Linked DNA regions of Homo sapiens: regions 1 and 3 are each linked to region 2. A link is a contact called in ENCODE Hi-C or POLR2A ChIA-PET data. All regions are on one chromosome and are shown on one strand. Each heading gives the region's core, a stretch centred on a gene start or an enhancer-like site at or near the end of the contact. The rest is flanking DNA. Distances are from core to core; before and after follow the strand shown. Region 1 has its middle 110 kb from the start of SLC4A7. Region 2 overlaps AZI2 (5-azacytidine induced 2). Region 3 has its middle 50 kb from the start of SLC4A7.

What was found. Hi-C counts contacts between places; a loop is a spot of excess contacts on that map. ChIA-PET counts read pairs that join two places held with the same protein, here RNA polymerase II (POLR2A). Pooled maps may share reads with other maps.
Region 1: a loop to region 2 is called in a pooled map, with 8 times the contacts of the local background. The contact joins two enhancer-like sites. A Hi-C loop is called at or near these places in 7 of 50 pooled maps. POLR2A ChIA-PET finds 5 or more read pairs at or near these places in 4 of 52 experiments (activated CD4-positive, alpha-beta memory T cell, activated CD8-positive, alpha-beta memory T cell, activated T-cell and 1 more).
Region 3: a pooled map shows a loop between it and region 2 (5-fold over the local background). The contact joins two enhancer-like sites. A Hi-C loop is called at or near these places in 3 of 50 pooled maps. POLR2A ChIA-PET finds 5 or more read pairs at or near these places in 2 of 52 experiments (OCI-LY7 and activated T-cell).

The regions. Positions count from the first base shown.
Region 1 is chr3:27,589,376-27,592,075 of GRCh38, forward strand. No RefSeq gene overlaps it. Among named protein-coding and RNA genes, the nearest start is that of SLC4A7, 110 kb to the left of the region's middle. Within about 2 kb of position 1,306, at least 8 of the 41 ENCODE cell types and tissues checked have a DNase peak (open chromatin) inside an H3K27ac peak, as active enhancers do.
Region 2 is chr3:28,325,354-28,328,053 of GRCh38, forward strand. AZI2 (5-azacytidine induced 2) reads right to left here. Exons shown (of 8, transcript NM_022461.5): 7 at 1,479-1,597. Among named protein-coding and RNA genes, the nearest start is that of ZCWPW2, 22 kb to the right of the region's middle. Within about 2 kb of position 1,263, at least 3 of the 41 ENCODE cell types and tissues checked have a DNase peak (open chromatin) inside an H3K27ac peak, as active enhancers do.
Region 3 is chr3:27,532,996-27,535,695 of GRCh38, forward strand. No RefSeq gene overlaps it. Among named protein-coding and RNA genes, the nearest start is that of SLC4A7, 50 kb to the left of the region's middle. RefSeq lists enhancers at 1-551, 552-1,495 and a silencer at 863-1,157. Within about 2 kb of position 1,441, at least 26 of the 41 ENCODE cell types and tissues checked have a DNase peak (open chromatin) inside an H3K27ac peak, as active enhancers do.

The DNA of each region.
Region 1 (2,700 bases), core at 56-2,555, 740 kb before region 2:
TAGTAGCTGGGACTACAGGTGCATACCACCACCAAGTCCAGCTAATTTTTGTATTTTGAGTAGAGATAGAGCTTTGCCATGTTAGCCAGGCCTGTCTCAAACTCCTGACCTTAAGTGATCCGCCCGCCTCGGCCTCCCAAAGTTCTGGGATTACAGGCATGAGTCGCTGTGCCTGGCTTTATTTTATTTTTAATTAACATGGAATAATGTACATATTTATAGGTACGACGTGACATTTTGATATCTGTATACAATGTGTAATGATTAAATCAGGTTCATTAGTGTATCTATTACTTCAAAACATTTATCATTTCTTTGTTTTGGAAACATTCAAAATCCACAGGGTGCCATACCTCATGCTGGTAATCCCAGCGACAGAACGAAGCTCTATGTCAAAAAAAGAGAAACATGCAAAATCTTCTCTTTTAGCTATTTGAAAATATACAATAAGTTATTGTTAACTATTGTCACCCTATAGTTCTATAGAGCACTAGAGCTTACTCTTCCTATCTATCTGTCCTTTTGTATTCCGTATCCAATCTCTATCTCCCATCCCCCACCCTTCCTAGCCCATAGTAACCACAATTCTACTCTATTTCTGTGAGCTCAACTTTTTAGCTCCCACATATGAGTGAGAACATTAGAATTCCATTGCTGTTACTGCATGCTTTTTCTCTATTCTATCTCTTTGCTCCTCCCAGGAGAGGAGATTTCCTCCTGAGCAAAGGAGGTGTGTGGGTTGGGAAGGGAAAGCAAAGTAAAGGGATAGAAAACAAAAAAGAAGATATAAATGCAGCAAAAAGTAAAAACAGAAGAGCCAAAGAATGAACACTAACAGGAGAAGAAAAGCAAGAATGAGAAAGATAGGAATGCTATTCATCTTTCTGGCTTTCTCATCTCTTTTCTTCTCTGTTGATAACATAAAAGTGTGAAGAGGCTGATTTCTTTTTCAGCAAAAGCCTTCATGGAAAACACTGGTGACTGTTTTGTTTTCAATGGCTATATGCACAATGCAAGGTTGAAGAAGGAGAAATAAATTTTCTGTAAAGAAAAACAAAAATCAGTCCTGGAGTGGGAGGTGCATGCTGAGAGATGTAAATTCAATTAATCATCACTTTTGATAAAATCCAAGTCTTCTTGCACAATAATGGGTGCTGGCCTAGAATGTTACTTCCTCTTCTGTCTTCGAGGAGAGAAAAATCTGATTTCCAAAGAAAGAGAAATTCATCATCTCTCCTGGGTCACCTTCAACAACCACAGAGCTGGTTTTCTGAAGTGATGTGTCATAAAGTCACAGTACCCTTGAAGGTAACCGGAAATCATTGTTTTCACAGGGAAAAAGGCAACCGGAAGTTACAACTTCCACTGGAGAATATAATCATATCCTCTTGCCAATGTGGCTGGAACATTCCCTGACCACTGTAGCTTTTTGATACTGTCAGTGAAGGAAATAGTGATTATAAATCTTGATGAAAGATTACAGGAGTCATTTCAGCCTTAGAGAATTGCAATATGTTCAAGTGTTTAACATAATCTTAAAATGTAATAGGAACTGTTGTCTAATTTAATCATCAGTCTTTAGCTGTCAACACAGATGCATTAAGTTGGTAAATGGCAAAGGGAAAAATAAAGAAGTGGTTGTGCACAGACGAAAGGATACTTTCATTTCCCTTAGAGCTTGGTTTAGTCAACAGTTCCAAACAGTCACACAGCAGTCTGTTTGTATGAAATTTTGCCAGTGGGAATTAAGCTGAAAAAGAGTATTTTCCCTTCAGAACTTACGAGTTTCCAACTGGGACATTTTGCATAATAGATTCACTTTTCTATTGTGAACATGTGATCTACTTATGAAATGCTTCAACAAATGAAAGCAACAACAGAAAAGGCAGGACACATCCAGTATTATCAAGCTTCAATTGCTCTAAAAATTTTTCTGCAAACTCTCCCTCTTTGTTCCTTACTCTCCTCATAGCCTTCCTCTTTTCTGTCCCACCAAACCCCAAACTAACAAGTAGCAGAGGCATTTTGACGTTGAGCCATAAAAAATAATCACTATGACACACATGGTTCCAGGCCTGCTTTCACCTTCCATCAAAGCTTTGTCTCAACAACAGCTCTTTTCCAGCCTGGAATCTTGCCTTAAATTTTCGTGTCTTTTCCTCCCCAGAAGGACAGGATGTTAATGAATCACGGTCTACTAGGAAAAGCTTTTACCTAGGCTGAGGAATGGGCTTTCAAAGAAAAACCAATAATCTCCATCAAGTCCTGGAAGCAAACTAACATTGGGTCTCCCCTCACCATTCTAACAAAGCTGTGCTCTGTCTTCATTGCTCTCTTTCTCTCTTTCTTTCTCTAATACACATGTACTCATGCACACATACCTTGTCTTTTGAGTGAAAGTCTCTCTCTTTGTGACACACAAACACACATCCACACCCAAACACCGAAACACATACCCATTGTCTATTGAGAGAAAGCCTTTGGGCTTTATTGATAATTTTGACTCTGGAAATTAAGTAACTGTATCATTTTGGCAGGGACACTCGTGGGAGTTGAAGGTCAATATGCAGCTGGCTGCATCTTACAAATTGTTTCAGTAATTTTTGTTATCTCTTCCTGGAGCAGAATCTAGCTGAATACATTAGATGTAAGAACAAAGCCCAGCAGCCACAGAATTTGAATAATCACTTCCGGGGTAAA
Region 2 (2,700 bases), core at 13-2,512:
AGATTGAACGACATTATAAAATAAGTTCATTGTTTTTCCTGGGAGGGTGGATATGGATGGAGGAGAACTGGAAGTGTAGTGTTTGGCTTTGGAAAAAAGGTGATACAAAGGTCAGGAGAAAGGTGGTTCTAGTCTCATCTCTGTACTCCTCAAAGCAATGAGTTCTGTGTAAGGAGTGGTGACCTTGAGCCTACCACTGTCATAGGAAAAGTGCTAGAAAACTTATGTTCCAAAGCACCGAAAAATATTAATCAGCTAGGAAGGAACACAAGGATGAGCCATGTCCAAGTATGAAAAGAGCATTGCTCCTTTATTATTCTTTGGTAGTTCTATTTATCATGTAAACAAAGCTACATTGAAAACTCAATGCAGAATTACTCTGTGAGTCCCTTTATAGAGAGATCTTATTTGTACATTCAACCTTTGGTCTCATATATAACTCTGACCACTGGAAAACTCAAGGACAAAGTGAACCAAAAATTAAGCTGGACTTGCTAAAACACCATACTATTTTCCCTGATTTATATGTAACCAACTCTCTAAAAATGAAAAGGAGTTCTACATTCAATTTTCCTTCCCAAAATTTAACATTTTTCCTCACTAATAAACACTCCTGAGGAGAACTATTTATGACACAATCCTCTTGTGTCCTCTTTAAGACAATGTGAAATATAAATAAGTAATTTTAAACTAGATGGTGATAATCTTTTATAAAAAGTCCTATCTCATTTTTAAAAAGTAAATTTTAGGGCATTCAAATTTGTATCACACAACTTTTCAGAAATATACCTGTTATGTAATACTAGGTACAAATGTACTGATTTTTCTCCAAGGTATAAAAATAGCTTTGGCGAAAGTAGCTACTACTAGTTAACACAAAACTCAAGAAGTTAAATCAGTCAAGCAGTTAAATATGAAAGGCAAAGCAATGAAAATTTTTGTTTGGTTGAAGGGCATAAGGGGAGAACACCTAGTCTTCGTTGTAATCAGCTATATCCTTTATGGAAAGAAAAGCTTATAAGAAATGCAAAAACCCAAATAATGAATCAAAGTTTGTTTTCTTTTTCAAAACAACCTAAAAAGCTAGGTGTTTGGTGTATTCTGTAGCACTGGAATGAAAATTTGCTTTTGGTGTCTTTTTTTTTTTTTTTTCAAATATATGAAGTAGCTGTGGTAAAAGGTCAACTAGAGCAAACTTAACACCTCAGTCTTATACACATAAGCAACACTTGGCTGAGAAAAGCCACAAGGGGAAAAGAATACAGTACTGAAGAAAAAACACATCAGCAACACCTTTATGTGTGAAGTTGACCAGTATGAGACTGAAGCCAAAGCAGAGAATGGGTAGGCTGCGAATGTACTATATATACTTTGGCTTATCAATCTCTCATTTGATGAGATTTTGATAAGATATGACAGCTAGTTGCTCTTCAGGCAGTTTGGCTGGAATCAGTGGTTTCCGGTAAACAGTGACTTGCCTTTCTTGATTGCAGTTGAGGTTTTCAGTTTTCTTAGTAGTTCAGCTTGTACTTGAGTCACCAGATGTAAATTAGACATTTCTCTCTTCAGTTCCCAGTATGCATGCTGCATATTATCACTGAAATAAATTTTTTTACAAAAAGTTAATACTCATCATTCTTTTTTAGACAAAAGGGAATAACTTTAGAAATATGCAGATCAAGTTTCTGCTCCAATTAGTTTTGAGATGATGTAAACTGAAAAAAACAATTGAAAGATATTTAACTAGGGCATTAATAAGTGAAAAGATCTTGAAAGAATAACACTGTCCATCTGATATGTAGCAATTAACTATTATATTAAACGGTATAATAAAAATAAAATTATAACTGATAAGAGCTTCTTGCAGAGTCTCAGAACTGAGATTTCATTTTAGGCTGTAATGTGCAGCTATTAATTAGTAAGTAGTAAGAAATACATTCTTTATTTGCAAATCTGATTAAGAGTAAAGTTACATTCATTCAAATATGGATCAATTTGTATTTATCTTTTGATTGTTTTGACACTGTGAATTGAAATGATATATCAACTGCTGAATATATATCCAAGTCTACATTAAAATAAAATTTAGGTTTCATGCATTACATTCTTTATGTTTGACTGGGCTGTCTCATAATGTTGGTTCTAAACCAATGTGACATGACAGCACAAGACATGAAGAGCCAGATGATTTCCTGGTAAGGAAAAAGAAGCTAGAGAGGGAAGATTATATGAAACAGAAATAGAAACTTCAAAAATGCCTCTCCTGTTTTTATAATTAAAAGTATTTTACCTCAATTATCTAAGAAATTATAATTAGTGATTTTAAATCTAATTTTTATAGATTTTGTTTTCCATTAAACATTCATATTCAGACATTCATGATTTTCTTTTTTTGCTGCTTAATTGCCAACTAAATGAAATTAAAATCTTCAGCACATATTCTCATTTTGTTGTACAGGAATATCACAAAATATTAAATGTAAGACTAAATCTTATAACATTAAAAAAAAATTATTACCCCTTAGATACTAGTGTAATTTTAATAGTACAGAAATCAAACTAGACAAACGTGTCACCTTATGCTTCAATTTTTGTGTTGCCATAAACACTTAAACTTCAAAAGGATAACATTTTTGAAATCTAATATCTCAAATTACAGAATATAGTTTATATTTAATATATAATATATAAAATATTTTG
Region 3 (2,700 bases), core at 191-2,690, 790 kb before region 2:
GAAGGCATGGGCAATGGCTATTTACAAATCAAAATATAAATATTTTAATATTTTAGTAATAGGCGTGGTGGTACCAGTGTGTCTCAGTTAAATAGTAGTCTTGCCCCAAAGCGCTTTTGAATGCTTTGCCACCTATGCATCAGTGGATTCAGGAATGTAATGAGAGTTCTCAAAAGTAATGGAAGCAAAGCCAAGCAAGTCTCCCACTCCACACATCTTGCTTTTCCCTTTCTGTGTTGAGCTTTGGATCTTCCACAAAGGGGACTGGGTGCCCCTGCGGAAGTCCAGCCAGGGAGTAGTCAGACCTGGGGGGAGAGGATGGATTACAAGCCTGAATTTGCCTTCCCTACCAGACAAGCTCTGGCTTGAGGAATAGAGAAGTGAAAGAAAAAAGAGGTGCTTCGACTCAGTTGGAGACAGGGAGGGTTATGAGTGGAGTGAAGACAAGGCTCTTAATTCAAGCTGCCTCAAATTACATTTGTCCACACACGCAGCAAAATGCTGCTTAAAAAATAAATGAGGTTAATTTCTCTTTACGGGTTCCCTTTCATCTCAGGGTTTCAAAGCACTTTGCCACAAAAGATCCTTTATCTTCACAATTCTTTTTTTATCTAAATATAAACAGAGGGCCCTAAGTTTATATTTAAAGTTCAGTAAAGCCCTAAACTTTGGAAAGAAAAGGTACTTTAAAAATTCTTTTATCATTATAAGATCCAAGTAGCCAATCAAGGACCACACAGACAGAAAATCCACATTCAGATGAAAGGCCACACCTCTGCTCAGATGACCTGCGTGCTAATTAAAATCACAATTAAAACAAGCAGAGGGGATGGAGAGTGGTGACTTAACTTGCCCTTATCCCAGCAGATACACTCACAACTGACTCACACAGGATACATCGGATTTTCTCCAGCAGGCATTTGGAAAAAAGCAAAGAAGAAATTCTAGTTTTAGCTGCCCTCCATCTACTAACCCAGTAAACTCCATCCCTGGGTCGGTGACACATCCCTGACTCGCAGCCACCTCAGCAGAGCCCCATTCCGTGCAGGAAGAGCCAGCTTGGCCTCCTGGTGATGGGAATGTTGTTTGCATATGCATTTTTTCAGCAAAAGAAAGTCTCAAAATCTCCCTGGTTCCAGGGTGTGAGTCATTAGTGGGTGTTTGTTTTTTGGGTTCTGAGTGTGAGTCACCACCTTTCCTGCTGTTGGTCTTCTCAATCCTAGGGTAACAACTAAAAAGCGATGACTAGAGATGCCTGTGATGCTTAAAAGCGGACACCTGGACATTATTCATTTGGCAATTGTATCAACAATTAATTTTAAAGTTTGTTCTTTTCTCTGTAAACAAGTGTATAACGTTTATAAATAACAGTGGGAAAGAGGAAGGTGGGGGAAGGGAGAGAAACAAATCTAAAAAGGATATGACTGAGGTAAACGGAAGTAGAGTCTAGTCAAAGCCAAAATAGACAACTGCCTGTTTGTCAGCTAGAGGAGGGCCGGGGCTGGTGATGTTGACCAAACTCTATACATGAACAAGCATCTGATGCTGCTCTCTAGGACTTTTCCTCATTAGCCTGGGAGTGTGCGTCGGGAGGGCAGTCAGGAGGGACTGCCAGTGTTAACCATCAACTCTAGAATCTGAAAGAACAACATGGCTTTGAAATGACATCTTCCGGCCGGGTGCGGTGGCTCACGCCTGTAATCCCGGCACTTTGGGAGGCCAAGGCAGGCAGATCACAAGTTCAGGAGTTCGAGACCAGCCTGACCAACATGGTGAAACCCCGTCTCTACTAAAAATACAAAAATTAGCCAGGTGTAGTGGCATACGCCTGTAATCCCAGCTACTCAGGAGGCTGAGGCAGGAAAATCACTTGAACCTGGGAGGTGGAGGTTGCGGTGAGCCGAGATAGCACCATTGCACTCCAGCCTGGGAGACAGAGTGAGACTCTGTCTCAGAAAAAAAAAAAAGAAAAAAAAAAAGGACATCTTCCTGATGTTCCTCCCATTGGTGCTATGCCTGGTACCGTTTAGTACTGGGAAAGGACCTCAAGACCACCCAGAATTCTACAATGGAGAATGTTCTATAAAGTCACGGTGTCATGCCAGGACCAGGAACCAAAAAACAGCAGCTTGAAAACCAGTGATTTGACAATTTGGGCTACCCTAACGGCTAGTTTTTATTTCAGTGACATTGGGCAATAAATCAAGCCATTTAAGATGGTTGAAAGAAATCAAGATGACCACACACACACACACACACACACACACACACACACACACACAGAGCAGGTTTTGAGCTCATGGAGGACTCAACCTGGATTTGACTCAGAGAAGGCATTTGGCCACAGGCATTTCAGTTTGCTTTCAGAAAGTGAGGAATTACAAATGAAAAAAAGCTCTGACTTTTCAGCTGGTTTGAGTGTGGAAATCAAAGCTTGGCTTTTTTCTACCCAGAGGAGTCTAGGTACTCTGTGTCATTTCTAGTATATAATTACAATATATCTGTATGCCCACATATTGTCACTATATTAGGTATTTTACAAAGCCCAGAAAAACAGAGCCTCTGTCCTGGTGTTCCAAATGTTAGTCAACCTATTTAAACTCTTGGTAACAATGCTGAGGTAATGAAAATGAACTCAGCTGCCACTGTTGGCACAGACACAGCGGAAGGAAGAAGTATTATTTGATTCAAAGCATTCTC